Linked DNA regions of Homo sapiens: region 2 is linked to region 1. A link is an interaction called in ENCODE POLR2A ChIA-PET data of the cell type or tissue named here. Cell type or tissue: CD4-positive, alpha-beta T cell. All regions are shown on one strand. Each heading gives the region's core, and the rest is flanking DNA. Links, peaks and the distances in the headings are about the cores only.

What was found. ChIA-PET counts read pairs that join two places held together with the same protein. Peaks named below come from ENCODE experiments on the same cell type or tissue, not always from the same donor. Only the 100,000 strongest peaks of a DNase experiment are listed, where the experiment ranks them.
Region 2: POLR2A ChIA-PET joins it to region 1 with 5 read pairs; 1 of 35 experiments calls an interaction of 5 or more read pairs at or near these places.

What each region holds. Positions count from the first base shown.
Region 1 is chr17:64,526,103-64,541,620 of GRCh38, reverse strand. CEP95 (centrosomal protein 95) reads right to left here. Exons shown (of 20, transcript NM_138363.3): 10 at 15,421-15,518; 11 at 14,357-14,510; 12 at 12,194-12,333; 13 at 10,603-10,695; 14 at 9,599-9,731; 15 at 8,613-8,782; 16 at 8,430-8,504; 17 at 6,884-7,036; 18 at 4,873-5,019; 19 at 4,509-4,580; 20 at 3,675-4,018. The coding sequence ends at 3,842. Among named protein-coding and RNA genes, the nearest start is that of CEP95, 27 kb to the right of the region's middle. In CD4-positive, alpha-beta T cell, for the core only: no CTCF peak of the experiment used is centred there; a DNase peak (open chromatin) is centred at 7,250.
Region 2 is chr17:64,077,666-64,093,183 of GRCh38, reverse strand. It overlaps ERN1 (endoplasmic reticulum to nucleus signaling 1), which reads left to right. Exons shown (of 22, transcript NM_001433.5): 3 at 12,376-12,409; 4 at 13,450-13,522. Among named protein-coding and RNA genes, the nearest start is that of ERN1, 45 kb to the left of the region's middle. RefSeq lists an enhancer at 10,707-10,826. In CD4-positive, alpha-beta T cell, for the core only: no CTCF peak of the experiment used is centred there; a DNase peak (open chromatin) is centred at 10,893; H3K4me3 peaks cover 756 bases; H3K27ac peaks cover 4,278 bases.

The DNA of each region.
Region 1 (15,518 bases), core at 4,838-9,837:
TTTGCTTTGTCCCTCATTGCTGTGTTTACTGGTTTTATCTAAAATTTATAAAGTTTTAGTACATTAAAGATTTTTGGCCGGGTGCAGTGGCTCGCGCCTGTAATCCCAGCACTCTGGGAGGCTGAGATGGGCGGATCACGAGGTCAGGAGTTCAAGACTAGCCTGGCCAACATGGTGAAACCCCGTCTCTTTACTAAAAATACAAAAATTAGCCAGGTGTGGTAGTGGACGCCTGTAATCCCAGCTACTTGGGAGGCTGAGGCAGGAGAATCAGTTGAACCCAGGAGGCAGAGGTTGCAGTGAGCCAAAATCACGCCACTGCATTCCGACCTGGACAACAGAGCAAGACTCTGTCTCAGGAAAAGAAAAAAAAAAAATTAGGCCAGGTGCTGTGGCTTGCGCTTGTAATCCCAGCACTTTGGGAAGCCAAAGCAGGTGAATCTCTTGAGCCTAGCTTGAGACCAGCCTAGGCAACATGGCGAAACCCCATCTCTACAAACAATATGAAAACTAGCTGGGCGCAGTGGCACGTGGCTGATAGTCCCAGCTACTGGAGGTGGGGCTGAGATGGGGGGATTGTTTGAGCCCTGGGAGGCCGAGGCTGCAGTGAGCCATGATTGAGCCACTGTACTCCAACCTGGGCAACAGACTGAGACCTTCCTTGTCTCAAAAACAATTTTTTGTTTTTTAGTATTATAATAGTCTACAAATTATCCAAGTTTGATTTGACTAATGATCAGAAGTTTAACCTGAAGTTTGTCCCTTCATTGTAATGAAGGTTAACCATGTTACCCACTGCATTGATTTGTACTTCATATACCAAATGCTTACTATATATATATATATATATATATATATATACACACAATAAGATATATGCAACAGAACAAGAGCCTAGTAACAGGATAAAGGAGGTAATCACGCAGGAGAAGTGTTACTTTACATTCCTATGTTAACATTCGTAGCAAACTAGACAGACCAGATTTTAAATTTTACTTAAAAGGTATCTGCCCTAAATGTGACTTGTCTGCTGCTCATTCAACAAATATTTACTATGCTCCTGCTACATGCCAGGCTCTGTACTAGCTGATAGCCATATAGCTTTGCATGGTGGTTAGAAAGTGAACTTCCAAAGTCATGCTTCTAGTCTGTGTCTCACTGTGGGCCAAGTTCAAACTTAAGTGCTCAAAGCTCAATTTATGTACAGCAAAGTCAGTCATGATGGGAGCACATGAGTAAATACCCACCTCAGCAAGGCCCTGAATCCCAGACTTGAATGTGTGTTTGTGGTCTCACTGTGTTGTCCAGGCTGGAGTGCAGTAGCTATTTCACAGGCGCAGTCATGGTGCACTGTAGCCTGAAACTCCTGGGCTCACGTTGATCCTATGCCAGCCTCCCAAGTGGCTGGGACTACAGGTGAGCACCACCACGCTGTGGTGCAGTCTGTGGGATTGGCAAGGGAACCTAAGATGTTTCTCCTCCCCACTTAAGTATTCTTAATGCTTTTTTTTTTGGTAGGAGTCTTGCTCCATTGCCCAGGCTAGAGTGCAGTGGTACAATCTCAGCTCACTGCAACCTCCACCTCCCAGGTTCAAGCGATTCTCATGCCTCAGCCTCCCAAGTAGCTGGGATTACAGGGTATGCGCCACCATGCCCGGCTAATTTTTATATTTTTAGTAGAGATGGGGTTTCACTAATGTTGGCCAGGCAGGGCTTTTCATTAATTTTAAATATTGTCTGGTTAGTCCCTTATGATAGATGAGGCATTTAGTTCTAATACCAAGCACCTCACTCTGTAACACCCCCCACAGGACTTTCCAAATGCATGACTGTGATGAATCTTTCCTGGGCTGCTCCACGCTGACTGGCTTGATGCACACAATCCACAGCACTTGAATCGCACTGTCCTCTGCTTGCTAAGCTAGTCTGGTGAAGTGATCTTTATTTGCTTTTGATTTTTCAAAAATATGTTGTCTCCTATTTTCTGACCTTTGCTGAGCAATCCTATTCCTTCCCTGACCAATTCTCTCATAAATTCTTTCTCTTGTTGTTTATTCCTGGTTACTTTTTAGCTTGGTAAAGAGCACCAGTTCCCACCAATCACCAGAACTAGCAACTTCAGTCTTCCTAAAATATTTTACATTTAAAAAAAAATCATAATAAAAGCATCGTTAGGCTTGTGTTAACAGATCTAATGGTATTATATAATCTACCACTCAAGAGTCACATCTGCCATGCTTCCGGATCTTTTCTGTATCATATTTATATTGCATCATATGTATAATACCCACTCATACCATGTTTTTTTCTATAAAACTGCGTATTTTGTAGTCTAAAACTTTTTTACTCAGTATTTTATGGCTATCTAGATCTACTTTATCTTCTGCTTAACATTTTTTAGAACTTATGTTCCAGCTCTTGCGTATCTAGCCTCATCTTGTGCATTTCCTGTCCTTTCCATTCACCTGTGCTTGCTGAATTGTCACAACACATCACAGGGGTCTGTATGTCATTTACTGTGCTCCAGACACACCCAGTCCATCAAGCCTTTCCCCGCTGGAAGCTCCCGCCTGCCTGGTGGCCCACCCTTCTGCCAGTTTCCATTCCAAGAGCTCAGCACTTGGAACCACAGCAGTTGATCCAGATGTCTTCTCTCTAGGTCAGTTTTCACTGCTTCAGGCCTCCTGGCCTCTCATCATACATACACTCATCCGCACAGCACTCTCTATGCTCTAATGGAAGCCTCTCTCTGCCACTCCCTGGCTTCCAAGTCCCCATATCCTCAACTGCTCTGAAGCTTCCTCTAGCTTAAAAGAAGTGTAGCCTTCCCTTTTCATTGATGACGCCGCCCCCAAGTGGGTTTTTTTTCCTCGTATTCCTCCATACCAGATATGAGGCTGGTGCACTCTTGCCCACTTGAAACCCATCATCATGCCTCCTTCCCACCTCAAGTCACTAATGCGTCTTTGAATGACAGCCTGGCTTTCCACCCTTTATCTATCTATCTCTTCTCACTGCTATCTATCTATCTATCTATCTTCTGCCAACCAACAGAAACCATAATGCATTTTTTATTATTTTTTTGAGAAAGAGTCTCACTTTTGTTGCCCAGGCTGGAGTGCAGTGGTGCAATCTCAGCTCACTGCAACCTCCACCTCCCAAGTTCAAGCGATTCTCATGCCTCAGCTGAGTGCCACCATGCCTAGCTAATTTTTGTATTTTTAGTACAGACAGGGTTTCACCATCTCTGTACTAAACCAGGGAAACCAGGTTTGGCCAAGCTGGTTTCGAACTCCTGACCTCAAGTGATCCACCCGCCTCAGCCTCCCAAAGTGCTGGGATTATAGGCATGAGCCTCTGCACCCAACTGCCGTAATGCATAGTCTCTCATCGTCCAGCCATGTTATGAAGTCTACACATACATGGTATTGTCAAGGTTCTCCGAGGCCCACCTCTGATAACCACCCACCTTTCTTCTCTCATGAATCAGAAATAATATAGTATTTTTTTGTCCTCAAGTGCTAATTCTTAATTAATTATTTTTGTTGACTTAAAGCAACAAACTTCAGGAGCTGGCTGCTCACACAAGGCTTGTTACTTGCTTTAGCACAAATACGACTAATGATTATTTTCCCCTTTTCAGGTGTCAGGTCATAAATTCAAAAGCAATAAGCTTTTAGAAAACAATTTTTATTTAAAAAATCATAAAAAGTACTGGAATGAAAATACAGGTAAAGCATTTGAAAATTATTTTTCTGGCTTAGACTGTTTACTGGCTCGATTCTAGCTCTGTCCTGGTAAAGGCCTCCAGAACCTTCACCTACTATTATCAAGTCTGGCCTCATAGGGAGGGACTTTTACTGTACTGAAAGGAAGCCAGCTGAAGCCGAGATCTGAAGCGCTCAGCTTCCAGTTCCCGGAAGAAAACATCATCATCATTCTGTGTTATCATGTCCTGCAGCTGCTGAATTTCCTTCTCCATCTTAGATCTCAGCTCCCTCTTCACCTTATGTAATGTCTGAAAAAAGAAGGCATGTCATCCCGCTGTTCACAGCATTTATCCAGGCCCTCATCTATTGTTCCCTCTCCATCTTCCAGCTAATCAAACTCCTCCAAAATTTTCAATAATCTAGCAACAGCAGCTCTTACAGAGACCTAACTAAAGTTAAAATCATAGGATAAAAATGTCTTGGGTCATAGATGGATTGCCTTATTAGTCTTCTCTCCATTCCCTTTACAGGTATAATACATTTGGTTTTCTACTTCCTAAAAATGTAAATTAGTCATGTGTCACTTAATGATGGAGATATGTTCCAAGAAATGCATCATTAAATGATTTTGTTGTTGTGCAAAATGTCAGTGTACTTACACAAACCTAGAGAGTACAGTCCACTGCACACCGGGGCTATATGATACAGCCTATTGCTCCAACCACCAATGTACGAGGTCCCTTGCTGAAAGAAACATTGCCATGCAGTGCATGACTTGGCTTCTATCTTAATTATTACCTGGGCCTGAGATTTCTCTCTGGCTTTAAGTTCTTGATGTTCCTGTGATATGGCTTCTGCCAGCAATGAAAACTGTTTATAGGAAGAAAAAAAACAAATATTATATTTAATGTTTGTAGTCCAAATGTAACATTTCTTAATGTTCACAGGCTTAAAATCATTTTAATGGAAATAGGGAAATATACTGTACTATGGTCAGGTATTATTTGATCTTAAATTTCAATCTTGAAATGGGGTCCTCTAATCTGTAGAGTGCAAACTTCAGTTAACACAAGGTTTATTGTCAACAGACTAAGCAAGTTTTGCCACAAGGGCAAGTGGTCAGGACTAAGCACAACAGCGTAAGCAAGTGCCAGGAGCCCACCTGGTCCTTATAGTAGTTCTCCATGGAGTCCAGTTCATCCTGGTGGCGTCTCCTTTGTTCATCTCGCTTTTCTTTGGCATAGTTTCTTAGGTCTCGTAATCTTTGCTTTTGAATGTTTAAACCTTCTTCAAACAGTTTCTTAAATATCTGTCAGTTATTTAATCGTAAAAATAGTCATTGAGGAATATCATTTTGGCCAACTAGAGGTATATACTGATTGTATTTCCCAAGGTTTTTTTTTTTTAAATACTAGTTTTATTCAGATGTTTTGACATACCATAAAATGTACCTCCTTTTTCTGAGACAGGTTATTGCTCTGTCACCCAGGCTGGAGTGTAGTGGGGCAGTCACAACTCACTGCAGCCTTGACCTCCCAGGCTCAAGCAATTCTCCCACCTTGGCTACCCAAATAGCTGGGACTATAGGCATGTGCCACCACGCCTGGCTAAATTTTTAATTTTTTGGAGAGATGACGTCTCACTATGTTGCCCAGGCTGGTCCCAAGCAATCCTTGCACCTCAGCTTCCCAAAGTGCTGGGATTACAGGCGTGAGCCACTGAGTCCAGCCTTACCCTTTTAAAATAAATAATTCAGTATGTTTTATTATACTCAGTTGTGCAACCATCACCACTACAGAACATTTTTACCACCCCAAAAAGAAACCGTATACTGACTAGTGCTCATTCCCCCTGTCCCATCCTTAGCAGTCACCAGTCTGTACTTTCTGTCTCCATGGATTTGCATATTCTGGACACTTCCTAAAAATGGAATCATGTAATTCGTGGCCTTTCGTATTTGGTTTCTTTCACTCCGCATGTTTTCAAGGTTCATCTATACTGCAGTATGTATGAATACTTCATTCCTTTTTATTGCCAAGTAACATCCTACTGTATGAATGAATGCACACTCTTTATCCATTCATTAACTGATGGACACTTTGGGTTGTTTCCCCTTTTAGGCTATTATAAGTAATGCTATGAACATTTGTGTTTTTTGTGTGATTATATAGCTAGGAGTGAAATTGCTGGGTCATAGGGTAACTCTATATGACCTTTTGGTAACCTTCTGAGGAACTGCTAGATTGTTTTCCAAAGCAGCTGCACCATTTTACAGCCCCAAGTTCTCCACATCCTTGCCAACACTCGTCCTCTAACTGTGGTTCTGAGTCGTATTTCCCTAATGACGAAGGTGTTCATTATCTTTTCATGTATCACAGAGGTTCTTTACAACCTTCAGAAAAGCAGTGTCAAGCAGCCATGTACATAGGGTAAGAACGCCAAGAGCAGAAACATGCCACACCTACACATGTACATCACTGAGGAGGGGGAGTGATCATTTGGGGAGGCCACCGGAAAACACACTGCTCAAAGGGCTTGGATATGCGCACTTGTCCTCCCTTCATCAGTGTAAATTCTGGATAGAAAAACTGGTTCTGACGGCGACGCATTCATGAGCTACAGACAAGTTACTTACGCTCTCCTCAAAGCCTTCCTCTAGAAATATGTCCAAGTCTTTAGTAAACTATAATTACTAAAATATTTTACAGATGAAATTTATTGCTAGCTTGGGATCTCAAAAGGTTAATCATTTCACAGCCTGATTAGGATGACATAGCAAATGTCATCCTTGTGGAAAACCCCTCACAGCACAGCTGGACACTAGTCCTGATTTTATGTGGAATGCAAGGTCATGTTATCACACTAAATTTGTCTCTCACATGTTCCCAAACCTCTAAAGTAGTTTTACTGGAGAAGTACCTGTTATGTGTAGGAGGCAGGGAGGAAGTAAGACTTCACATTAAGATGAGGGACACGGAGACTGAGAATGGACGGGAATGCACAATGGAGTAAGAAAATGAAGTGTGGCCAAGCAGAACTCAGGGCCAGCACTATAGGACTTCAGTTTAGATTTTGGATTCAAATTTGGACAAGAGTCACGAACAAAGAAGGTGGTCCTGAAAGATAACAAAGTTCACCTTCTTAACAGGGCTGGACAGAAAAGTCAGACTTACCATTTCTTCCCGGGTCCTCATTCTCATCATTTTTGCACACAACTGAACTCTATAATCATCATAATATTTTCGAGCACGAACGATTTGCTGTCGATTTTCTTTTATCTTTGATTGGGTCAACCTTTGCCTACGAATGCAGTCCTTGAAGTCTTGCTAAGAAAGGGAAAGGGGAGGGAAGAGAAGGGTAAGGACAAGAGGAATGCAGATTCCAGCGTTCTCATCTGCCTCACTCCCCATCACGATGTCTTCAGGCAGTATGTCACGTGTGGGGGGCCAGTGGCCCCAGAAGCCCTTCAGCCTTTGGCAGCTTTATCACCTCAATCTGAAGAGCAGCTCCAATAACACCCCACTGCAGCAGAGGGCAGCAGTGATCCTGGGCACTCCTGTGGAACTGAGGGCTCACTCCCCATGCCACCAGGAAGCTGCTAACAAGGCTGGCCCAGATGCCACCTCACAAGGAGTAGGAAAATGGCACACCCAGACTTTCAAGCAGAGCCTGAGCTGCCAGGAGCATTTAGGCAAAAACTAAGGAAATTAGACAGTATCTGACAAAGGAGTGAAAATAAAATGGGGTCATGTACATAAAGCCTCTTATGTAGGTGTTTCAGATACTAGTGTTTTTTCCCTCCACAGGAAAGTACCATCTGCAGTTCCTGAGATGTCTTCCTGGAACTGTTCAGTATTACAGTTCTCATGGCTTATCTCTACTCCACACTCAGGCAAAGATTTTTAAATCTCTCCCTTTGGCAGATTGTTTCTGACCTCCATCCTCTCCCTTCGTAATTCTCTAAGCACAATTCCTAGTCAAAATTATAACGGAGGCTGATAAATCCTGGAGCTCTCTACTTGGGACCTGAGAAGGATGGGAGAGGGCAAACAGCACTAAGTTCAGCTGCTTGGCACCTAGATGGGTCCATGGAGTCCACAGACAGAACTGGATTAAAATCTCAGCTGTGTCCCTTGCTTATCAGTGAGACCCAGGGCAAGTTACTTAGTATCTCAAAGCTTCAGGGTTTTCATTTCATAGAAAACATCTCTAATACATTACTATGAAGACTAACTGAAACTGTGTATATAAAGTACCTAGCTCTTCCTCCTGCCCATTTTGGGTTTGTGTGTTTTGTTGTTGTTGAGACAGGGTCTCACTCTGGCACCCAGGCTGGAGTGCAGTGGCAAGATCATAGCTCACTGCAGCCTCGCCCTCCCACGTTCAAGTGATCCTCCCACTTCAGCCTCCCAAGTAGCTGGGACCACAGGCAAATGCCACCATGCCAGGCTCATTTTTTCCACACCCATATATATATTTTTAATGACAGGGTCCCACTATGTTGCTGAGGCTGGTCTCAAGTGATCCTCTCACCTCAGCCTCCCAAAGTGCTGGGATTACAGGCATGGGCTATCAATTTTGGTTAAAGACCTAGGCAACACTTCCACATGCAGGTGTTAAGAGGTTAAGGGTCTGTGCAACTGTTGCCCAGCTAGCACAGATAAAGGGAATGAATATAACAAATTCAGAATTATAATACCCAACTTGCTCTTGACATACCAGTCTCTTGTTATGTTCATATTCTTTCTTGACAAGGGTAGTAAGGAGGTCATGCCTTCTTAGGGCTTCTTCTATCTTGAAGGGGGACATGAAGTTAAGTAGGTTAATAATGCTGTTCACTAAATTCTTAAGGATAAGCTCTTCTCATTTAAATTCCTATGCTTAAGACTGACAGTAACTTACTTCATCTTGGAGTTTCTTCTTTGATCGATTTTCTCTACATGCTTCTTTCTTAAGCTGTTCAACCTGTGCAATTTGCTGTTTCCACATTTTGCTTAGTGTTGGGCCAGAAACATAAAGAAACGGAAACTGCTCCAGCATAAGGGGCAGGAGACTGTGTTCACTTACTTTCACTGCAAGGTAAAATAAGATGTTCTTAATCTGAGACGTGGACAAGAACTGTCATCCAACATCCCTGGTAGATCAAAGCTTATGTAAGTGATGTGGTTTTGATCCTGAAAAGAACAATTCTAAATGTACTTATAATAATTTGCATTACTCCTCTGATTGGAGTAAGCCAACTACTGGTAAGGATAAAAATAAGCTCAATAGTTCTGGATTGATGCCATGCTGGTCCTGGGAAGTCCATCCTAATTGCTCAGCCGCTTCAGTGCCTGTGGGTAGATTCTCTACGTACGGTAAAACAAGACTCCTCAACCTTCCCGGTAGGCAAGTGCTTAGAAGAAAAAGTTTCTGGTCTAAAGGATAGAGTAGGAGGGCCAGCAGTCTTTGGGTGTAACAGGAAGCCTGGCATTTCTCATGACTTTGTTTCTTGTAACAAGACTCTACACTCATTGGCACTGTCAATATATAGGAGGTGGACAGGCCATCTGCTTGCCTTGGAGCATCCCTTTCATTCTACCAACCTCCCAGAAATAGACAAAAAGGCAGTCAAAGTGAGTAAGCACACGAGTGAGGCTAACGCTGGAGCAGCAGGTGGCAGTCCTGGCATTCCTTGGGTGCCAATATATAGGCCTCCCTGAAGTACTTCCTTATTGAAGAGTTTTAGCCCTCTACGGAAAACCAGCCACATGGCAGTGATTGGGAAAAAAAAAAAACTTTCTTCGGCTAACTGGTGGATGTTAGCTTTCAGTGCTGTGTCCTTGGAATGTTGCACATGCTTTCAAAGGTTGCCAGTTTTCCATAAAGTACAATTCTGTGGTTCTTACTTGGAACTGCTTTATTTGGCTTTGGGAGGCCACCTCTTAGACTCTGCGTTGTGGTTTTTCTAGAGTAAATCTTCCAGGGCTGACTACATTCTGGAGTTCCTTTACGAACAGCTTCTCCTCTGTATATTTTTTCCTTAGAAGCAGATATAAAACAGAATAAAAATAAAAGGTCTAACAGTTCTTTCATACATCATCTTAAATATTACATACTGACAAAAACAGCTAACGGTAGTTTTTTAGTTTTTTAGCTAACAGTAAGCCAAACCACCTTACTTCAAATTTGTAAAATCTGGTTAATATTCATTTACTCTAAGTTAAATGCACCTTTTGGCCTCTGGCATCCCTTGGAATTTGAAAAAGCACTGAATCTTTTTCAAGTTTCAGTCACCATAGTCCCACACCCTAAATACAACCACTATTAATCTTTTTTTTAACCATTAATGTTTCAATGTACTTCTCTTTTTCCATGTAGATTTAAAAAATTCTCAGGCAACTATGCAGTATGCTTAGTTGTAACCATACTGTACTTTATATCCTGTTTTGTTCATGAATATTTTAGCATAAGCATTTTCCCCATGATTTCACTTAGTTTCTGTAACCATTCTTTTGAAAGGCAATGAAAACTTCTGTTTTGGGTTTCTTACAACCAGGTCTATAGCCAACTAGGATGTTCTGTCTTCTCTTACTCTTCTTTAATTTTGTCAGCCTAGAGTAGTTTTTAAGCCCCTGGTGAACTGCTAAGTCAAATAAACCCTTAAAAACTGATGGGAAGTTTTAAGTAGCGGAAAAACACTACTTTTCTTTGGAACCATGTCTCGTCATATTTTAGCAACCTGAATGCCTTATTAATAAGCAAGTCCTGTATCATGACATGAAATCCTGCCTTTTCCTAAAGAGCTCATGATTAAGGCCCTGTTGGCCCCTTCTTCTTTTAAAAAGATCATCTTTGTACTTCCCACTCATCTGATCAAATGGCATTTATTACAGTGGAGACTTTTACCCACTGTTTCCTCCTCCTTCTCATGTATTCTTAGAGGTCCAATATTCTCTTGAACTTTATGTCTTCTTAGTTCCCTTTCAAATGCTTCAGTAAACGCCTAAAGGGGAAAAGGTCATATATTACAGTTATTAAAAACATACACAACGGGCAGCACCATGGCTTAGCTGGTTAAAGCACCTGTCTAGTAAACAGGAGATCCTGAGTTTCAATTCCAATGGTGCCTCAACCGAGCATCCAAGCTCTTAGCCGCGTGCGGTGAGGATGAGACAGGTGGATCACCTGAGGTCAGGAGTTCAAGACCAGCCTGACCAACATGGAGAAACCCCATCTCTACTAAAAATACAAAATTAGCTGGGCGTGGTGGCACATGCCTGTAATCCCAGCTATTCGGGAGGCTGAGGCAGGAGAATCGCTTGAACCCGGGAAACGGAGGTTGAGGTAAGCCAAGATTATGCCATTGCACTCCAGCCTGGGCGGCAAGAGTGAATCTCCACCTTGAGAAAAAAAAAAAAAAAATACAAAAGAGGAAAAAAATTCACCTAGGATACCTGCCACCCCTAAAATATCAAGCTCATTCACTTTTTAAAAAAATTCCTTTCAGACTCTATATCACAAATGTATGGTTTTCTTGTTTTGTTTTTTGAGACAGTCGCACTCTCGCCCAGGCTGGAGGCAGTGGCACAAACTCAGCTCACTGCAACCTCCACTTCCCGAGTTCAAGTGATTCTCCTGCCTCAGCCTCCTGAGTAGCTGGGACTACAGGTGTGCACTGCCATGCCTGGCTAATTTTTGTATTTTTAGTAGAGATGGGGTTTCAACATGTTGGCCAGGCTGGTCTCGAACTCCCGACCTCAGGTGATCCACCTGTCTCACCCTCCCAAAGTGCAGGGCCACTGCACCTGCCTCACAAATCTCTACATTACTTTAACATATATAATTGGGACATAAAATGAAATTTTACATCATGCGTTTTTTCTGTTCTCAAGTTTTTGCAATCATTTTGATACTCTCCTGAGTGGAAGTTACATGCTGAGTTACAAATGAGTGTAAGATGTCTGAATTGGTTTTAGTTTTTCACCATTATAAATCCTACCGCATTATAAAACCTACTACTGCAAATAAGTGTTCTAAATCCATGCTACATTTCAAAATCCACATTCCACAGTGGAAAGTCTTCCTAGGTAATCATACCAATCTCCCTGTTGTTGAATCCCAACCACCTCCTCTCATTCCTGTCTTGGGTACTTGATCTCATCTTCTCTGTAACTCAAGTGGCCTTTCACGTTTAATCCACCTCAAATTCCCTTCATCTCTGAAGCTCACTCTGAAAATAACAACTCACACTGATCTCCTCTTTCTTAATCTACTGGAACACCAAGCTATGTCCAGCCAGGTTATTTTTTTTAAGAGTTTCATGAGTATAATTTTATGCTAACAAAGACATAAGCTATGTCACATAGCTCTCTATCATCCACTCCGCTCAAGAATATTAAATGTATTTTAAGCCTAAATCAACAGCATGTTCATGGTAGCATCTGGCTGAGGGGAAATGGTACTGGCTGCTGCTTAATGGTAGTCAAGAGATGGGGAAGAACCTGTGCTTGGAATTGGCGGACATCTGTTTCTCTTGGCTTGCGCTGCCTTTTTCTCTCCAAGTGGAACTGTTTGTGTTTGTTAACTGGAGATGGAGAGAGCGAATGGGATCTGTAGGGTGGCTTTCTACGCATGGAAAGTCCTGCAACAGAGAAAAGACATATAACATTAGTTCCTGATAGCCAGAATGTTATGCTGGAAACCAAAGTTGGTTTTCACTAAATCCAAAGAGACTGATGAGTGAATGTGCTAAAGGGACTCTCTCCTGTAACTAACTTGAATTGGTATGGTAACACCAAGTAAACAGACAAATGCATACAAATGTGTACTGTCTCAAATACTTAGCTTCTACATTCAACTTTGGATATTCAACATGTGGAATGCCTCCTATGCACAAAGGACTATGGAGAGTGCTCTTGGTGATAGGGGGAGATGCAAAGAGAGAAAAGGTAAATTATCTGAGCCACGCATCTGCTATCCTTTTACCTATCTGGGTCCTGAGAAGGTGGGATGTAAGCATACATATCTATCTTATTATATATGCTTATAGGCAAAGTTAATGTGTTAAGCATTGTCTAAGTGGTCTCAATTTTTCCCTACTTAGCAATCTAGCCCTCCTAATTGCACACTGCCAAAGAGATCTAATAAACCATTTCCTTCTACAAACCTTTTTATCCCATTGTCTATAGGTGTGTCTGGGGATCTGCTAGTTGTGAAGAGGGTGACTCCAGTGGGAAAAGCACTTCAACATAGCCTTAAGACCAAGGAAGCTAGTTTGGTACCTTTATAAATAAATTTTCCGAGCTTATTATTTTTTTCACATGCTTTTAATTCAAGTCTTTCACATTTCAAATTCTAAGATGTATTTTTAAAAACTGACTTGCATAATCTATTTTAAATGATAGCTGCTCATGATGTATTTTTCTCTAGAAACTGAAGACGCACTTGAAATAATATTTTAATTTATAACCTGTTTTCACAATAGGATACCATGTGTATGTACATAAAAAGGGAAAGGAAGAGGTTCCTGGATGAGGGTGCCTAGAAATTAGCTGAGTCCTTTTAAAGGGAAGAGAGAGGAAATAATCAAGAGAAGGAAAGAGCATTCTTGAAGGAGTAAAAAACAACTGAAAAAGTTAAGGAAGTTGGATCAGAAAAAGACTATTTCTGAAGAAACAATGGATGACCAAAGTAGATAAAACTAAATGTAAAATATGCAGGATTTTAGTTGGTGGAAGACAGGATAATTGGATTTGAACAATGGCATATCAAACAGTAGAAGTATCTGCAAAGACACGGCAAACCAGAAACTGCTGATACGAGTATAAAGCAGTGCAATCACTTTGGTGGGCAAGTTGGCAGTGGTGAAGAAATGTAGGCCTTATGATCCAGCAATCCTACTAGATGGAGATATCACAGAAACTCTTACACATATTCTAGGCTGTTCATTGCAGAATTTTTATAGTAATGAAAACTGGAAACAACATGTCCAGCAATAGGGGAAATAGATAGTGCTACACGCGTGTGTGTGTGTGTGTATATATATATATATATATATACACACACACACACACACATTAAGTGGCACACTGCAAGAACTCAGTCATGTCCAGCAGTAGGGGAAATGGATACTGCTATACATATACCCACACAAAAGTGACACACTGTAAGAACTCAGTTACACTGCAGTTAAAATGAATGAGCTGGATCTGTAAGGATCAACATAAATAGATTTCTAAGACAATGTCAGAAAAAAACGCAAGTTGCAGAATAATATATACAGTATGTAAATTTTTAAACAACATAAAACAATACTATGTTTAGACAAGTAATGCATGAGCTCTTAAAGTATAAAAACAAGGATCAGAAGAAAAGATGCCAACTTTAAGACAGTGGTTGCACTGAGGGTGGGGAAAAGAGATCTGTGGGGAGAGCAGAGGGGGTTTCTACTGTTTTATTTCTTAAACACAAAGGGGCTAAAGCAAATATAATTGTTAACACTTGCTACTTCTAGATGGGGAAGATCCAGGTGTTTGATATTACTTTTGATCCTTTTATATATTTCTCAACTATTTAAAATTAGAATATAAGTTATTAAGAACAGATGGAACTGCCTAAGTAGTTCACATGGATGTCCCCCTTCTCAGTCTCTCTGGGGTAAGTACCTGGCCTTGACTTCTTTGGCCCATACTCCACGATGCCATCACTGTGCTGAGACAGTGTCTCCTCAGTTCCATCCTCTACCTCCTCATTTCCAGTATTTTCTTCTTTATGGTCAGTCTTTTCTTTAATCCGATCACCCAGAGCACTTTTTAACATCTATTGAGAAAATTCTTTTCAACATCTTTCACTGATTTCAGCAGAATGTAAATTCGTAGGAGTAGGCAGACCTTTAAAAAAGCTTCCTTTGACAGTCACTAATAACAAGTTTTCAGACGCTTATGCATGTTTAATTATTTACTTTTATTTTGAGACAGGATCTCACTCTGTCACCCAGGCTGGAGTGCAGTGGTGCTAGCTGGGCTCACTGTAACCTCTGCCTACTGGGTTCCAGTGATCCTCCCATCTCAACCACTTGAGTAGCTGGGATTACAGGCATATGCCACCAAGCCTGGCTAATCTTTTATTTTTTGTAGAGATGGGGTTTTGCCATGTTGCCCAGGCTGGTCTCAAACTCCTGGGCTTAAGTGATCCACCTGCCTCAGCCTCTCAAAGTGTTGGAATTACAGTTGTGAGCCACCACACCTGGCATACATGTTTAGTTTTAAAAAGGTGTATATCAGTGCTATGGATCACTAAGTTTCAATAAACTTTAGAAAAAGTCACGTAGGGATTTAAAACATTCATTCAATGATACCTTAAAACTGTAATATTGTATTTTGTGAGAATCAGTGATCCATCCAATTTTATACCAGATCTGTCTTTAGCGGCAAAGGGGAACTATAAAGACATATCTAAAGAAAAATGGCTTAACATAATCGTTTATGTTAAATGATTTAGTTTTCATCAGAATTCAATAAAATTTGGATAAATCTGCACCAAATTTAGTTAGATCATGAAACGCTGAGAGATCACTTCCTGTTCTACCTGCTTGACTTACGGAACATTTTCACAGTAACTATTAATAAGACACAACTAATTTTCTAATACCTCACTTTCAATTGAGAGATTACTTAAATGCTCACTTAACCCATGGGAATCTCAATATAGATGAAAAAACAAGACTTGCCCAATCTAGTTCAGAAAGCCGCTGAGAGAGTTTTTCTGATACATCATGTAATTCTTGTTCTGTTAATCTCTTTCTTGGCCTCTGGGGGAAAGGTGAAT
Region 2 (15,518 bases), core at 6,090-11,089, 450 kb after region 1:
AGGAGCCAATGAACTGGACATTTTTATGTATTTATTTACTTTTTTTTTTTGCTTTCTGTGGTGGTTTGGCAGGTGCTTTTGTTCCTCAGCCAAACGTGTTGTAGTTCCCAGAAATGGTGGTTTCTTACACCATAGTGGCAAATTATACGTAATAGAGAAAATGCGTTTTGTTTTCTGGAACTCATTTGGGTTGTGACATTTTACTTTAGGGGCCATCCTTCTAAGCACTGATTTTGTAGCTGTAGTCTGTCTTTCTCTAAAACCTCACCAGTGAATAGAGTTGAATATATTTCATCTCTGTACTTTTAGACGAAATGCAAACTGAGAATGTTGCCATCATGTTTTGTTTTAGATTAGCTTGCTTTGGCCTGATGGAGTTGAGAGGACTTTCTTTAGTATTTCCAGGGCTGGTGTAGGGCTTCTTGAGCTCACCTTAAAATACTAGTTAATGCTGATATTTAACACTCAAATCCCCATCAAATTACAGGTTATTCTATAGCAACCCTGCTCTATTCTTTTCTGTCTCCTTTCCAATAATAGTAGGCATGAAGAGCTGGGTCAAATTAGAACCATTCTTTACTAATCATGAAAATCTGCTAAATATGCAATATGACTACTCTCCTAGCCAGCTGGGCCCAGACTCCGGAGATGTCCCTTGAGTGGACATTTAGATAAATGATAAAGCTATCCAGATACTACTCCAGGTTCTGAGTATACAGCAGGTGAACAAAACAGGACATAATACTGGAGATTTCTTAGGAGGGAAGAGTCAGAACAAAGTTATTTGAAATTTGAAGACAATTTTATTCTCACGTGAGTGTCTCTTTCTAAACATGTGCCTCTTGCCACAGTTCCTCCCTGTGCTGACAGAATCACGGCCAAGCAGTATAGAAACTAGAGAAAATAGAATGATGCTGTGCTACTTCCCCCTTGATGCCCAGTGGTCACCAAGCCCTGTCATGCAGACTGGGAAGGACCCTGCAAACCTGACTCCTCTCTGGCCCCATTGCTGGTGCCTTAGCCAGGCTCTTGGCACTTATTTCCTAGGTGAATGCAGCAGCCTCCTGACCACCATCCATGCCCCCCGCACCTTAGCCCTCTCGTTCACTCATCACACTGCCCTCAGATACACCCCCAAAAAGACCAATTGGACCTAGCTGTACCCCTGCCTGCTGAAATGCTCTTGGTGTTGTCTATAGTGGTGGCGTTGTGCCTGCATCAGTGTGTGTGGTGTGTTACCTGTGAATGATGAGGAAAGGATAAATAGGGAGCGTGAGCATCATCCATGATGGGTTGGCCGTTTCAACAACTGGCCCTTCACCACTGCTAGTTTGAGAAGTGCTGCTCCACAGGGTCAAGTCTAAGCTCCTTAGTGCATGTGCAAGGCCATTCGTGGTCTCTCACCGCCGCCCCCCCGCCCCAACTCCCTGGGCTCCCTCCCCTGCCCAGCAGGTGCCCTACTTGCAGCCATGTAACTCCTTACCAGGCCTTGGAGACCTCTGGCCTTTGCTCATGCTCCCTCTCTACCAGCAGCCTGCAATGTTAGACAAGCTCCTGTTCATCTGTGAAGACCCCATTTACCTCCCTGGCTTCTCAAGCAGGGTGAGCCCATTTTTTCTCTGGGTTCTGGAGGTGCTTTTCTGAACCCTCTGTTGTGGCACTTCTGGCTTGTGTTGTAAATTTTTGTTCTCATTTGCTTCCTAGTGGATTTCTACCTCCTTACTGGGGCTCTGGGCAGCCAGGATGCTCAGTAAATGTCCAAGGCACTTGATGCTGACTCGGGTCCCAGAACTCTTCTGCCTGGACGTCTTTTGGGAGTCCTGAGAAACAAATGGGACTTGACTGCCTTCTCAGGATGAATCATTTGTTGCTTGTATCATAGTCATGACAGTTTCCGGTTCTGGTTTCTGATCTTGAGTTTTGCATGGCCTTTGGCAGTTGGTTTTTCTGTCCTGCTTTAGGCAGTGTGTGGGACTCTGGAAGAGTTGGAGATCTGTCTTCAGAAGTGCAATGGAAACATGAGAAGGGGAAATTGTGAAAAGTGATGATGTTTTGTTAATAGATCTAACCTGTTTTCTCTCAAGGACTTTTCTAGGCTTACAATATGCATCATCTACCTTTTTACCCTCACTGCTTAAGTATAAGAAAGGTGTTTATTTCCTCTTCATTGTTGTGAAGGATTGAAAATTAAGTTTTATGAAAGGGGCTGTGAGAGAAACCTGTTTTTACTTTTGAGCATCTTGGAAATGTGTTGGTTCTTTCTTTTTTTGTATTTTACTTTTAAACATAGACGGTTTAAAACATATCCAAATGTAGAAGTATTATGTAAAGAACCCCCATGTACTCATCACTCAGCTTCAACAGGGACTGGTTTGTATCTAGCCTTGTTCACCTGCACCCCCACTCACTTTCTTCCCTTATTTTTGGGACTTGCTTCAAAGTAATGCATTTCTCATTTCGGATGGCTCCTCTTAGCAGCTGCCACACACGTAGTAGCGTGGATCTCAGCTCCGATGGGTCGTCTTTGCAGCATTGGTTGGTGTGTGTTGGAATATGGTTGTGATTGTTGAAGTACATGGATAAAGTGCCTTATTTTGTCTGTGACTTAGTTACCTGTCCCTTTGTTCACTTTTGAGTGTCTGGTTTGATGGCACTCCATCACTCAGGAATGAATTCTGTGAAGTTATGACATCCTGAGAGGCATTTGGACACAGGCTGTAGTGTTGAATTGTCTTCAGTGCCTTCATGATTGATTATAACGTTCAGTGTGTTTTTTGGCCTGAGTTACTTCTGCCAAAGTAGAGATAAATGAGAACGCAGTAGACTTCAGCTGCTTTTAGTATGGGCAGTTTTCCGGATTACTTGGTCATTTCTATGTGATCGTCTTTGCCAAGTGTGACACTTCGTGACTTATGGAGGTTACCTCCAAAGAAAACTTATTACATCCTTTTCCAGTTCTGCTGAGATTAGAAATTGAGGAGCTTTTGATTAGATGTCTTTAAAAAAAAATGCTTTCCTCATGAAAGCTGAACTGTAAAGAATGTTTGAGACTTTCTGTCTTAAAATTTGGACCTAACAGCTTTAATGGGAGTTTATGGCTTAGGTTAATGAAGTGCTTTTTCTCTGGAGGGAAGGAATGAGCTGCCACTGGGGAGAAGTACTCCCTAATTGGGCCACTCGAATGTATGAAACATATTTGGGAGACTGAAGGTTTGAGTTAAGGAAGGGTGAATGGCTTTGTTTCTGCCAGTAATTTTTTTTTTTAATAAGAAAACAGTATTAGAACCTTAAGCACATTCTTGAGAAAATAGCAGTTGTTTACCTCATTCAGACTATGCCTTTCTAGTTTCACTGTTACCTGTCAGCCAGGGTTAAAATCTCCATGTCACCTTTAAATCGTTCCTTTCTCCCACTGCATTTATCTAGACAGGGCTCAGTTTTGCTGACACTCTTTTCCCTCCTGTCTGTTTCTGACTCCCCTCCACCCCGGCTCGGGTCTATCTGTTGCAGCACCTTTGTGATTCCTTCTCCCTTTTTCCCTTCATTTTGTGCCTCAATGCCCGCCTGTCTAACTTGCCTTCAGAGGACTTGTACAGGTTGAATATCCCTTACCCGAAATGCTTGGGACCTGAAGTGTTTCTGATTTTGGATTTTTTTAGGTTTGGAATATTTGCATTATATTTACCAGTTGAACATCTCAAATCTGAAAATCTGAAACCCAAAATGTTCCAGTGAGCATTTCCTTTGCACATCACGTTGGCGCTCAGGCTTCAGATTTTGGAACATTTCAGATTTTGGATTTTCGGATTTGGGATGCTCACCCTGTGTCACGTTCCTCTTTTTTTTTTTTTTTTTTTTTTTTTTTGAGATGGATTCTCACTCTTTTGCCCAGGCTGGGGTGCAGTGGCACGATCTCGGCTCACTGCAAGCTCTGCCTCCCAGGTTCACGCCATTCTCCTGCCTCAGCCTCCTGAGTAGCTGGGACTACACGTGCCTGCCACCATGCCCGGCTAATTTTTTGTATTTTTAGTAGAGAGAAGGTTTCACCATGTTAGCCAGGATGGTTTCGATCTCCTGACCTCATGATCCACCCACCTTGGCCTCCCAAAGTGCTGGGATTACAGGCGTGAGCCACTGCGCCCGGCCCACATTCCTCTTTTTCTCAGAGGCTTCCAGTTGGACTCTAGTGACCAACATTCCACATCACAAAGTTTTCAAGGCTTTCTTCCCCATGGTGTCACTGCCTGCAGTCCAGCTTCATTTGTGTTGTTCCTCAGGAGGAACATGTCACACTTACTGAGCCTGCGTCCTCTGTCCCGTGAACACAGTGACATTTTTTCACTCATGTTGTCTTGTCATCCCTGTGCTTGGGGCCGGCTGCCTTTATGAGGGTTTTCTGCTCCGAGTATTCCGGTCCCCACCTAGGAAAGCCTGTGGTGCATGCCCCATGTTCTAGCAGTTCGTTATGTGTGGTTCATGTGTATTAGCTTCGTAACTCAAACCATAAGCTCCCTTCTTTATCCTGCATGGCACTTAACAGAGAACCCAGCTGAAGCAGATATCTGACAGTTGTTTCTGAGATGTGTTTGGCGCATCTCAACAGAAAGTTACTAGTAGCAGGGTTGTCAGTCCTCTTCCTCCTCGGCGGGGAATGGGGGTGCATGTGTGTAGAGGATTACACAGACTATAAAGCATTTGAGACTTCATCTCTGCTCTTTGGGTCCTTAAATACCTTTCAAAAGGTATTTTGAATACCAACCCAGAACATTTAAAATCACTGCTAGGGTTACACTTAGAAGGGACTGGTTTGGGGACTTTCTAACTGTGTGGTAATATCTTAGTTGTGCAGAAGAGAGAGCTGATTTCCATTGCTGCGTTATGGGGGTCAGAAGGGTGGTCAGATGGGGTCAGAAAGAACAAGGTGGAGGAGGGCAGTAAAGCCAGAGGTCATCTAGAGTCCAACGGAAAAGCAAAAGCAGGGTGTTCCAGAAATATCCGTGCTCATCTGGGAAAGATAAGAGAAGGATCTTGCAAGGCTCCTTGAGCTCCAGTTAAGTGAGCAACCTGTTCTTGTGGCTTCTGTAATCAAAGGGATCTTACTTCTTCCTACATGGAAGGAAGTCTGCCCAGAGCTACCTCCAGAGAGAGGCCGTCAATCTCGAAGTCTGGTTTGAAACAATTATTTAAATTTTGGTTGATTGCATCAAAGACATTTTTCTGTTCAGCTGACTTATCACCCCATGTTTTCCCCAGGCCCTCACGAATTTTGCCAGCCCTGCATTTAGGGAAGCCTGGGATGGTCCTGACAGGGTCCTTCATGCTCTTAACTTGGGTTTCCCTTCAGTCTCTCTGTGCCCTGTGCAACTGGAAGAGCAGGCTCTTCAGAATTATGCCACAGGTGAGAGCAGGAGGAACAGGCCATTCTCTCCAACCTATTGCAGATGTTTGCCTTAAATAGCTTCTGTTTTTAGCTTTTTTTTTAACTTTTCATTTTATAAAAACTTTATACATACCCCAAAGTAAGAAGAGTAGTATCATGAAACCATGTACCCAGCACCCAGCTTCAATAATTATCAATGCGGGGTAATCCCTGTCCCTCTCCCTTAAATACTTTTCAAAAGGGCCAACCCAAAACATTTACAGTCACTGCTAGAGGTACACTTAAAAGGGACTGGTTTGGGGACTTCCTGAGTTTCTAGGTTGTGTGACTGGGTGGAAGTGGGACCCACTAGCCAATCTGGGGAATGTGAACTGAGGAGCAGGTCCTGGGGGTATGGCCTTGGGCTGAGACACCCATAGCAGTTGCAAGTGGGACTGGGTCAGGAGTCCAAGGGAGAACATCCTCAGATGCCATGCGGAGGATTTGCAAGTGTTGGTTTTGATCACGGGAACTTGACAGTGGCAGTTCTGATCTTATTCTGAGGGTAGGGGCCGGAGGGCAGTGAGTGGAGGAAGGTAAGAAGGCAGGAAGGTGGAACAGAGGATTCGGAGCAGTGTAGTTTCCCCACATGGCTCAATCACCCAGCTTGGGTTATAAAGGCAAATTCCTTGTCTCTACCTACAAAGCCAGCTTCCTGGGGGAAGAACCTAGGAATCAACATTCTAAAAATTCCATAGGAATCTCTAATACATTGCTGGTGGAAATATAAAACAGTACTACCAGTTTTGCAAACTGTTTGTCAATTTTTTGTCAGAGGTAAACAATATGATGCAGCCAGTCCCCCTCCTTGTTTTAAGAAATGAAAATAGGCTGGGCACACACCTATAATCCCAGCACTTTGGGAGGCCACGGCGGGTGAATCACGAGGTCAGGAATTCAAGACCAGCCTGACCAATAGGTGAAACCCCATCTCTACTACAAATACAAAAATTAGCTGGGTGTGGTGGCACACGCCTGTAGTCCCAGCTACTCGGTAGGCTGAGGCAGGAGAGTCACTTGAACTCAGGAGGTGGAGGTTGCAGGTTGCTGAGATTGTGCCACTGCACTCCAGCCTGGGCGACAGAGCGAGACTCCATCTCAAAAAAAAAAAAAAAAAAAAAAAAAAAGGAAAGAAAAGAAAAAAAAAGAAATGAAAATAGGTCCAAATAAACACTCGTACACAAATGTTCACAGAAGCTTTATTCACACCAGCCAAGAAAATAAAAACAACTCAAATGTCCCTCAGCAGGTAAATAGGTAAACAGATTGTGGTAAATTCTTATAGTAGAATACTATTTGGTAATAAAAAAGAGCGAACTATGATACATACAACAATATGGATGAATTTCCAAGACATTATGTGAGATAAAGAGGCCAGGCACAAATGAGTATCTATGACGTGGTCATTTGTGAAATTTTAGAACAAACAAAATGAACTGGTACTTATCTGGAGCAAGATTTGGAAATACTGAATCCAAAGGGATGTGAAAAAATGTTTTAGGGTGATGGAAATGTTCTGTATCTTGATGGTGAAGATAGTTACATGGGTGTGTGTTTTTCAAGATTGATTGAACTGTAAACTTAAAATGGTTGCACTTTGGAGGAAAAGGAGAGTGTGCAGAAGAGCAGGCAGAGCCAAGAGGTTTTTGTGTTTATAGGCAAAGGAGGAGTTGAAGATCCTTGGAGACAGGATCTAGATGTGAGTGTGAAAAATCTATGAGTGTGAAGACAAAAGCATTGTCCCTTTATAGAGATGTGAAGGGAAGGGTGGAGCTGGGCAAATGTAGAAGACAAAGGGTAGGAAGTTTCAGCAAGCTCACTCAGTCTCCCTTAATATCCCCTATGACACAGAAGGCAGAGTCATTTGTGGAGAGACAGGGACCTTGAGGCAAGGAGTAGTTTGAAATATCAGCTACAGGGGTGAGAACAGAAGCCAGCCAGGATCTCCTAGTGGCAGGGGCCTAGCTGGCCACACCATGGAGATACCACGTATCATGGTATCTCCACTAATGATCGCAGTGTTTTCTACAGCTGTGCTCAGAAGGCTGGGTGGAGGAACAGGGACTGCTATGCAGATCCTGGGTTCAGGGTGAGTAGAGCTTATCTGCTGGATTATTAAAAGTGATCAACAATGGATTTCCAGGCTGGCCAAGAGTGGAAGTAGGAAAGAAACTGCGCTAGTTTGAATATTTGACCCTCCAAACCTCATGTTGAAATTTGATTCCCAGTGATGGAGGTGGAGCCTAATGGGAAGTGTTTGGGTCTTGGGGGTGGATCCCTCATGAATGGCTTGGCGCTGTCCTCATTGTAGTGAGTGAATCCTCACCCTATTAATTCCTGTGAGAGATGGTTCTTAAAAAGAGCCTGGCACCTTCTCCCCTCTCGCTGCTTCTCTCGCCCTGTGAGCTCTGTACACTCCGGTTCCCCTTTGCCTTCTGCCACTAGTGGAAGCAGCCAGAAGCCCTCATCAGAGGCAAATGCTAATGCCATGCTTCTTGTACAGCCTGCAGAAACGTGAGCCAAATAAACCTCTTTTCTTTATAAATTACCCAGCCTCAGGTATTCCTTTATAGGAACACAAACAGACTAAGACAGGAAATGACACTTAATTACTCCATTCAGCAAATACGTTGGTTACCACCTGTGTGTCAGGTATTGTTTTAGATCCTTGGGAAGATGCAGACAACAAAAAATAAATCCCAACCCTCCGTGGCCAGAGTTGGGCATTAAGTAAGCAATAAAATATACAGAACTACAGAGGTGGTAAGTGACATGGAGAAAAATTAAGCAGGGAAGAAGGGTTGGAAATCCTGGGCAGTAGGAGGTGATCATGGAAGACCGCTCTGAGGTGGCAACAGTTGATCAAAGACCTAGGCAGAGGAACAGCCAGTGCAAAGGTCCTGAGGCATGGGCAGGCCTGGCAGTGCTTGTTGAATACTTGGAGGCCGGCATGGCTGGAATGGAGTGTGTGGGAAATAGTGGGAGATTGTTAAAGGGTGACAGGTTGAAAGGGAGGGACTGCTTGGGATTTATGAACCACTGTGTAAACACTGGCCTTCACTGAGTGAGATGGGGAACCACCAAAGGATTTTGAGTCACAGAGAAGCTTAATCTGATTTATGCCTTTAAAAGGATCACTCTTCTCAGTGTCAAGGCATTGACTTATAGTCTTGACAAACATTTAATCCACATAGAGATGCCCCATGAGGTTGATGTTATCTCTATTTTTTTTTTCCTTACTGATGAGGAAATTGAGGCTCCACGAGCTTAAGTAACTTTGCCAAGGTCACTCAGCTGGTGATTGGCAGAGCCAGGATTTATGCCTTGGTTTGTCTGATTCCAAAGTCCACACAGATTAAGAGAGGAGGGAAGGCTTGAGAGACAAAGGGTTCCTATGGTGTTGAAGGGAATGGGAACAGGACACAGAATTATGGTTGGCATCGAAACAGACCACAGAGTTTGGCAACTGATAGCATGTGTTAGGGAGAAATAGACATCAACAGTGTCGTTTGAGTCATGGCTTTCTTCTAGGAGAATGGTGGTACTGTTAATAAAATACGGTAGTCAGGAGTAGAAGCCAGTCTCAGGCAAAAGACAGAGGGCGTGACTTGGGCAAGCAGAGGCTGAGGCGTTGGTGGGAAGTAGTGGGCGTGTCCAGTTGATCCAGAGAAAGGACCCGGGAGAGGGGAGCCTAGAACCCCACTGTGGTTAGGGTGGAAGTTATAGAGAGGCATGTGCTCTCTGAGTGAGAAGAAAGGCTGAAGGGAGAAGCTGGCAATGTTCCTCCCTGTGTGGAGGAGGGAGTGGGGACAAAAATTCACTGCTTTTGGGGACAGAAATGTTTAAAACTTTACCCTTATGAACTTGGACAAAGGAAAGATGTGGACGTCTGTTTTGTTATTTGAGCTTAAAGAAGTGATTTAGATTAGCCTAGCAATGAGCATCTTGTGACCTCACCCAGGATGTCAGTTCCTGCAGGTGTAAAACTTGTGCCATTCCAGGCCTCAGCTGGACACACGATGGGGGCCGGGGAGTGGAGTTGAGGCCAGTGGCTGCTCCCAGGGGATCAGTGAGCAGGTTTGTTTCTTTCCCGTGTTAATCCTGGGAGACCAAACCTTGATTTCAGCTATATTTTCCCTCTACCTTTACCAGATAACCTTACCTTTACCTTACATAACAGCCACTTTTTATATTTGTGAAGTAACTCCCCCACAACTTTTTTTTTCTGAAAGTAAAACAACTTGGTGACATTGGCTTTTATTCTTATCGGGCCCCATATAGATAGTGGCTTATTTTACAGCAGTATTTGTTTACATCCCTACAGGTAGGACAGTGTTTCTTTTCACATGGCTGAAAACTTTTTTTTTTAAAGCAAGAATCTTACCTGATATCAGTTCTCATTATTAAATCAAAACCACTTTTTCATGTTACTCTTTTAGTGCACATTTTCAGATAATGCTCTTTTTATTTTTGCTGACTTTCCAAAGATAATTTTCTCTTTAACCTTTTTTAATATGAAAAAATTTAACCATATGTACAGAGAGTAGTAAAATAACACTCCAGTGTTCCCGTGTCTCATCTTTAACTGTTATCAACAGCCTGCCACTTCTTGTTTTATCTGTCCTCCCCGCCCCCCGTATAATTATTTTCTGTAGTATTTTAAAGCAAATCTTGAATTCAGATGATTCTTAAAGAAAAACATTTACAGAATTAGGTCATTGTTACATTTCAGAAGCCAAGCAGCAGTGTGTCTGCCTCTGTCAGAACTGTCTTAATAATTGTGTCTTTACCTGGGCTGCAGCTTTGAAGAGGCTTATTCCAGGTGCTTATTTTACTGAGTGGATGGGAAATGCTAAGATAACCATAAGGCCCTCCTACTGGAGTTTATCTTCTCCTAAGCCTAGAAAAAAAAAATCACAGTTCTTAAACACCAATGTAGTTGTCCCGGGAATCTTCCCCTGTCTCCTGCCAATGTCCTGAATCTTAACTGGAACCTTCCTGATACAGGGCATATCTTGGGACCTGAGGCCTCAGTGTCAGGTGACCAGTGGATAAGCTATAGAAAACCAGGAAAATCTGCATCTGAAGACGAGTCTGTGTGACTGAGCAAACACTGTACAGCAAAGATCAGGTTATGAACAGGAATTTAAATCATGTTGGTCTGCATGTCTTGTTTCTGGTGAATTCCTGGAATTTGGCCATGTCCTCTTAATCTGTGTTTATCTGTGATACCTTTAAGTGGCTGAAACAAACAAAAAAGATGCCATTTTACTGCTGTGTTTTCTTCGGAATATGATATTCTTGCTCTTCTTGGCTTGCATGCCTTCAGGCCGGTGTTAAAATAACTGGGTTATTGCACCTTGACTAGCTTGTTTCAGTAGGATGAGTGTGGTGTGCCTTTATTTCCTGTCTCTTGCATCAGTCTGTTTGTGAGAGTGTACCGAGAGGTGATTAATGGGAAAGATAAACATGTGCTTACTGACTGAAAGTTCTTCCTGTTTCCTAGAGTGTTTTTGGTTTAGTGAGTTGTTTGTTTGCTGCCCACAGACCGCATATGGTGTGTGTACACCTCTGTTGTTGTGAACACCATATGCCTTTGTATAGGAGCTGGGCTTTTAAGCAAAGTCAACATATGATAAGGCTTAAAAGATTTTCCTTCATCCAATAATTGGATGGATTGGACAGCCGTCTGTCACCATAAGCAGAGCCTACAGAGTCTGGAATTCTGCATACAAAATCATGTAAGAATACTTGCTGTTCTTGCCCCCCAGAGATTAAGTTGTGTATAGCATGGCTGTGGGGTTTTGGTTGCTGGAAATACCTCATCGCTGTGAGTCTCCTGCCTGCGGACTTTTGGATCTGTCACTACACAGTGCTGCTGTGCCAGTGTTCATGCTCTCTCACTGCCACCACCATCTGCCCCTGGAATCAGGAGCTTCCTCTTGCTTTGTGCCCAGGAAAATCTAGGGAGGGAAGAATTCTGCCATTAATTGCTGCAAATGTAAAATTGACTTAGAGAAAAAAACGTGTTCTCAATTTAAAAAGTAATGCCTGCTCTTGCAGAAATTTTAAGATATAGAAAAGGTTGGGGGGAGTTGCATTTCCAACAAGGATAACTTACAATTAGCATTTTTGATCTTTCCATCTAATTAGGTACATTGAAGCCTTTCCCCATAGTTGCATTAATACTCTATGTACAATGTTATCTTTTCTCCTGAACATAATAGCATAGGTTTGTATATGTCTTAAAATTTTATTAGCCCTCTTAGAAGCCTTAATTTTTTGCCAAGTGGACATTCTATAACTTAACCATATTATTGGGTAGGTCATTTGTAATGCTGCTACGTACACATCTTTGTACAAAAACCATTTTCTATAGTTTATATTGTCTTTAAATTAGATTTTATAAAAATGCAATGGGGGGGCCAAAGGGAATGAACACTTGGAGGCTCTAGAATTGCCGCTCCAAAGAGGTGTGTCCATTTACTGGCCAATCAAAGTTAGTTCTTAAACCCATTTTACTTTTCCTAATGGGAATATGTAGAGCTACTCCAGGCATCGGACAAGGTAATGATTAAGGTTTTAGAAGTCTTTGAGGTGTCAGATAGTGATGCTCTGACCCCTTGTCCACGGTGTGTGGTGACTGGTTCTTCGTTCTGCATCCATCCCCCAAGTTATATGCAAGTTTCTTGAAAGCAGTTCTGTTCTGGTCTCAGTTCTCTATCCAGCCTCAGTAACTATCCAAGAGCTTACATTTGCATCATTGTGGATATGTTTTCTAAAAGATATGCACGGTGATACAAAAATGCATATAACCTTCACGTGCACTAGCCCATGTAGGTTAACAGGAGGGAGAAAGTTATTACCGGTACAACTTGGCCTGGTCCTGGGAAGCCTCTGGGAATCTTGACATTTTGGGATGTTTCTGATGATGGCTTTGTTGTTCTTTTGCACAGATCCAGTCCTGCAGGTCCCAACACATGTGGAAGAGTAAGTTTTCTGATTCGCTCAGTACTTCCCTTTAATTCAGTCTTCTTCATTCAATCAGTGTTTATGAGGCCAGTTGCTGGGAGTGCATATATGTGTAAGTTTGAGGAATAACAGTGAGTGACATATAAAGTCTTACAGGTGCTATGATGAAAGCTTGTGTTGAGGAGGAGGTGGTCAGTTTCCTGAGGGAGAAGGGTAGTGGTTTTAAAAAGGCTTATTTGAGATGAAACTCAAGTTGAGCTTTGAACTTAAACTTCCAAAGTCCTCAGGGGGACTGGACCTCTTCCTCTTTGCTGTGTCATATCATGGAGAAAAAAGGTGAATGTGACCTGCTACTACAGAGTGTGTGTTGGGGTAAAAGCTGGATAGCACTGGTAAGAGCCTTAAATGATGGCACAACCTAAGGAACGATTCAGCCAAGGGTTTCTGAGGGACTGTAGTTATAGTTTAGTCTTTAGCAGATTAACTTGACAAAAGACCACTTCACATCTGCTTCAAGGGAAGCTACTGACGGAGGGACCTTGATCTGTCCCCTTGGCGGGTTCTCTCTGATGTCAAGCTGTTAGAGTCTGCTTTTATTGCCTCCAGTTAAACAAAAAATATCTCTTGAAAACTAAAAGCAGATTTGTTCTACCTGTTTATGTACCATGCCATCCTATCAAATATTAATGGCTGGAGTTCTATATACAATTGATGTAGAAATTGAAAAGTGGACTTACTGGGTCCTTTTCACATATTTTGCCTTCATCCAGAGTGCTTTGACCAAATGATAATTTGTCTTCTATGGTTTTGTATGATTTTTCCTTTCAGGCCGCTTTTCTCCACTCAAGGATAGTGTATACCACCATAGGGGTATTTTATTTATCTGTGGTTGAAGTGAGAGAGAGTAGTGGGTGGAATTGTCTTATATACTCACTTATACACCTACACACAACCACCCTCCACTCTCTATTCCTCCATCATGGGTTTGCGTGGCTTTGGTATGTTGTTCCATGCCCTGGGCTGTAATTTATCTTTGATATTTATTATTTAATCTCTAGGCCTGCCTTTCTCCCAGATCCTAATGATGGCAGCCTGTATACGCTTGGAAGCAAGAATAATGAAGGCCTGACGGTGAGTATATTTAGCTGCTTTTTGTACTCCAGGGGTTCTAGACCAGCGGTCCTTAAGTGTGTCTGCACAGTGTCTTACTGTGTCTCCCACCTGGAGCTTTTAAAAACAACCCCTGGGGATTCTGATTCAGGTGGTCTAGAGAGGAGCCTGGGCATCAGTCTTTTCAGAGAGCTTCCTAAATGAGCTTTTAAATGTGGTGCCAGAGTTCAGAAACACGGATGCAGACCAGCAGGTTCTCATGGCCCAGCCCATACACTGGAGGATATAATGTTAAGAACAGGGTTTGCTCTAACTGGTGACCCTCACCTTAGGAGGGAGGGATATAGTTTGAAATGCTGTCTCCACCTGCCCCACCTTCCGATGACTCCTTAAGGGAGTCATGTGATATTCTACCCTCATTTCCATTTGAGAATCTAAACCAGTGGTTTTCAGCCTTAATTATACATTGTAATAACCTGGAATTCGAAAAAACAGCATTAGGACCTAGAACATAGGGCCCAATCCCAGAAGGTCCCGATTTAATTGATCTAAGTCATCAGGACTTTTTAAAAGCTCCCCAGATAAGAGAATTTAGAAACAGGCCCACACATATGGTCATCTGATATGTGACAAAGGTGACACTGCAGTGTCCTGTCTTGTCTTTTCTCTTTTCTTTTGAGACAGGGTCTCACTTTGTCACCCAGGTTGGAATGCAGTGGCACAATCTTGGCTCACTACAACCTCCGTCTCACAGGCTCAAGCCAGCCTCCCACCTCAGCCTCCTGAGTAGCTGGGACCACAGGTGTACATCTCCACGCCCAGCTAATTTTTTGTATTTTTGGTAGAAATGGGGTTTCATCATATTGCCTAGGCTGGTCTCCAACTTCTGGGCTCAAGCGATCCACCCACCTCAGCCTCCCAAAGTGCTGGGATTACAGACGTGAGCCACCACCACCCAGCTTACAGTGTTTTTGCAATAAGTGGTGTAGGTCAATTGGGATATCCATATAGGAATAAAAGTATTGACTCCTACCCCCCTACAACACATATAAAATCAGTTCCAGATAGATCACACATCTAAATGTGAAATGCAAAATAATAAAGCTTTAAGAAAAAAAGTAATGGAACCATCTTCATGATCTTAGAGTAAGTAGAGATTTATTAAGTAGGATATTAAAGAACACTATAAATTTAGGAAAAAATCAATATATTGATTATATTAAAATTAAGAACTTTTCCTCATTAAGAGGCCACAAAGTATTTGTAGTATACACATCCAACAAAAGTTCATATTCAGAATATATGAAGAAATCCTATGGTACGTTAAAAAAAGACAGCCCAATGGAAGAATAACAGAAGAGAATATCCAAATGGTCATAAACATATGAAAAGATGTTCCATTTTATTAGTCATTTGGAAATGCAAATTAAAGCCACAGTGCCATACTGCTACTCACCAGAATGGCCAAAACAAGGAAAGTAGAAAAAGAAAACATGTTGGTGATGTGGAGCAACCAGGACTCTCACCTACTGCTGGCGGAAGTGCAGGGTGGCACAAGTGATTTGGAAAACTGTTGGCAGTAAGTGCTAAAGTCCTTAGGACCCAGTAATGCCCTCCTAGGTTACAGACCCAACAGAAATGCACATTTGTGGCTGGGTGCGGTGGCTCATGCCTGTAATCCCAGCACTTTGGGAGGCCAAGGTGGGCGGATCACGAGGTCAGGAGATCGAGACCATGGTGAAACCCCGTCTCTACTAAAAATACAAAAAATTAGCCAGGTGCGGTGGCGGGCGCCTATAGTCCCAGCTACTTGGGAGGCTGAGGCAGGAAAATGGCGTGAACCCGGGAGGTGGAGCTTGCAGTGAGCTGAGATCACGCCACTACACTCCAGCCTGGGCAACAGAGCGAGACTCCATCTCAAAAAAAAAAAAAAGAAGAAATGCACTTTTGTTCACCAATGGACATGTGCCCAAATGTACAGCAGCACCATTTATAATAAGCAGAGGGTGGCCAAATA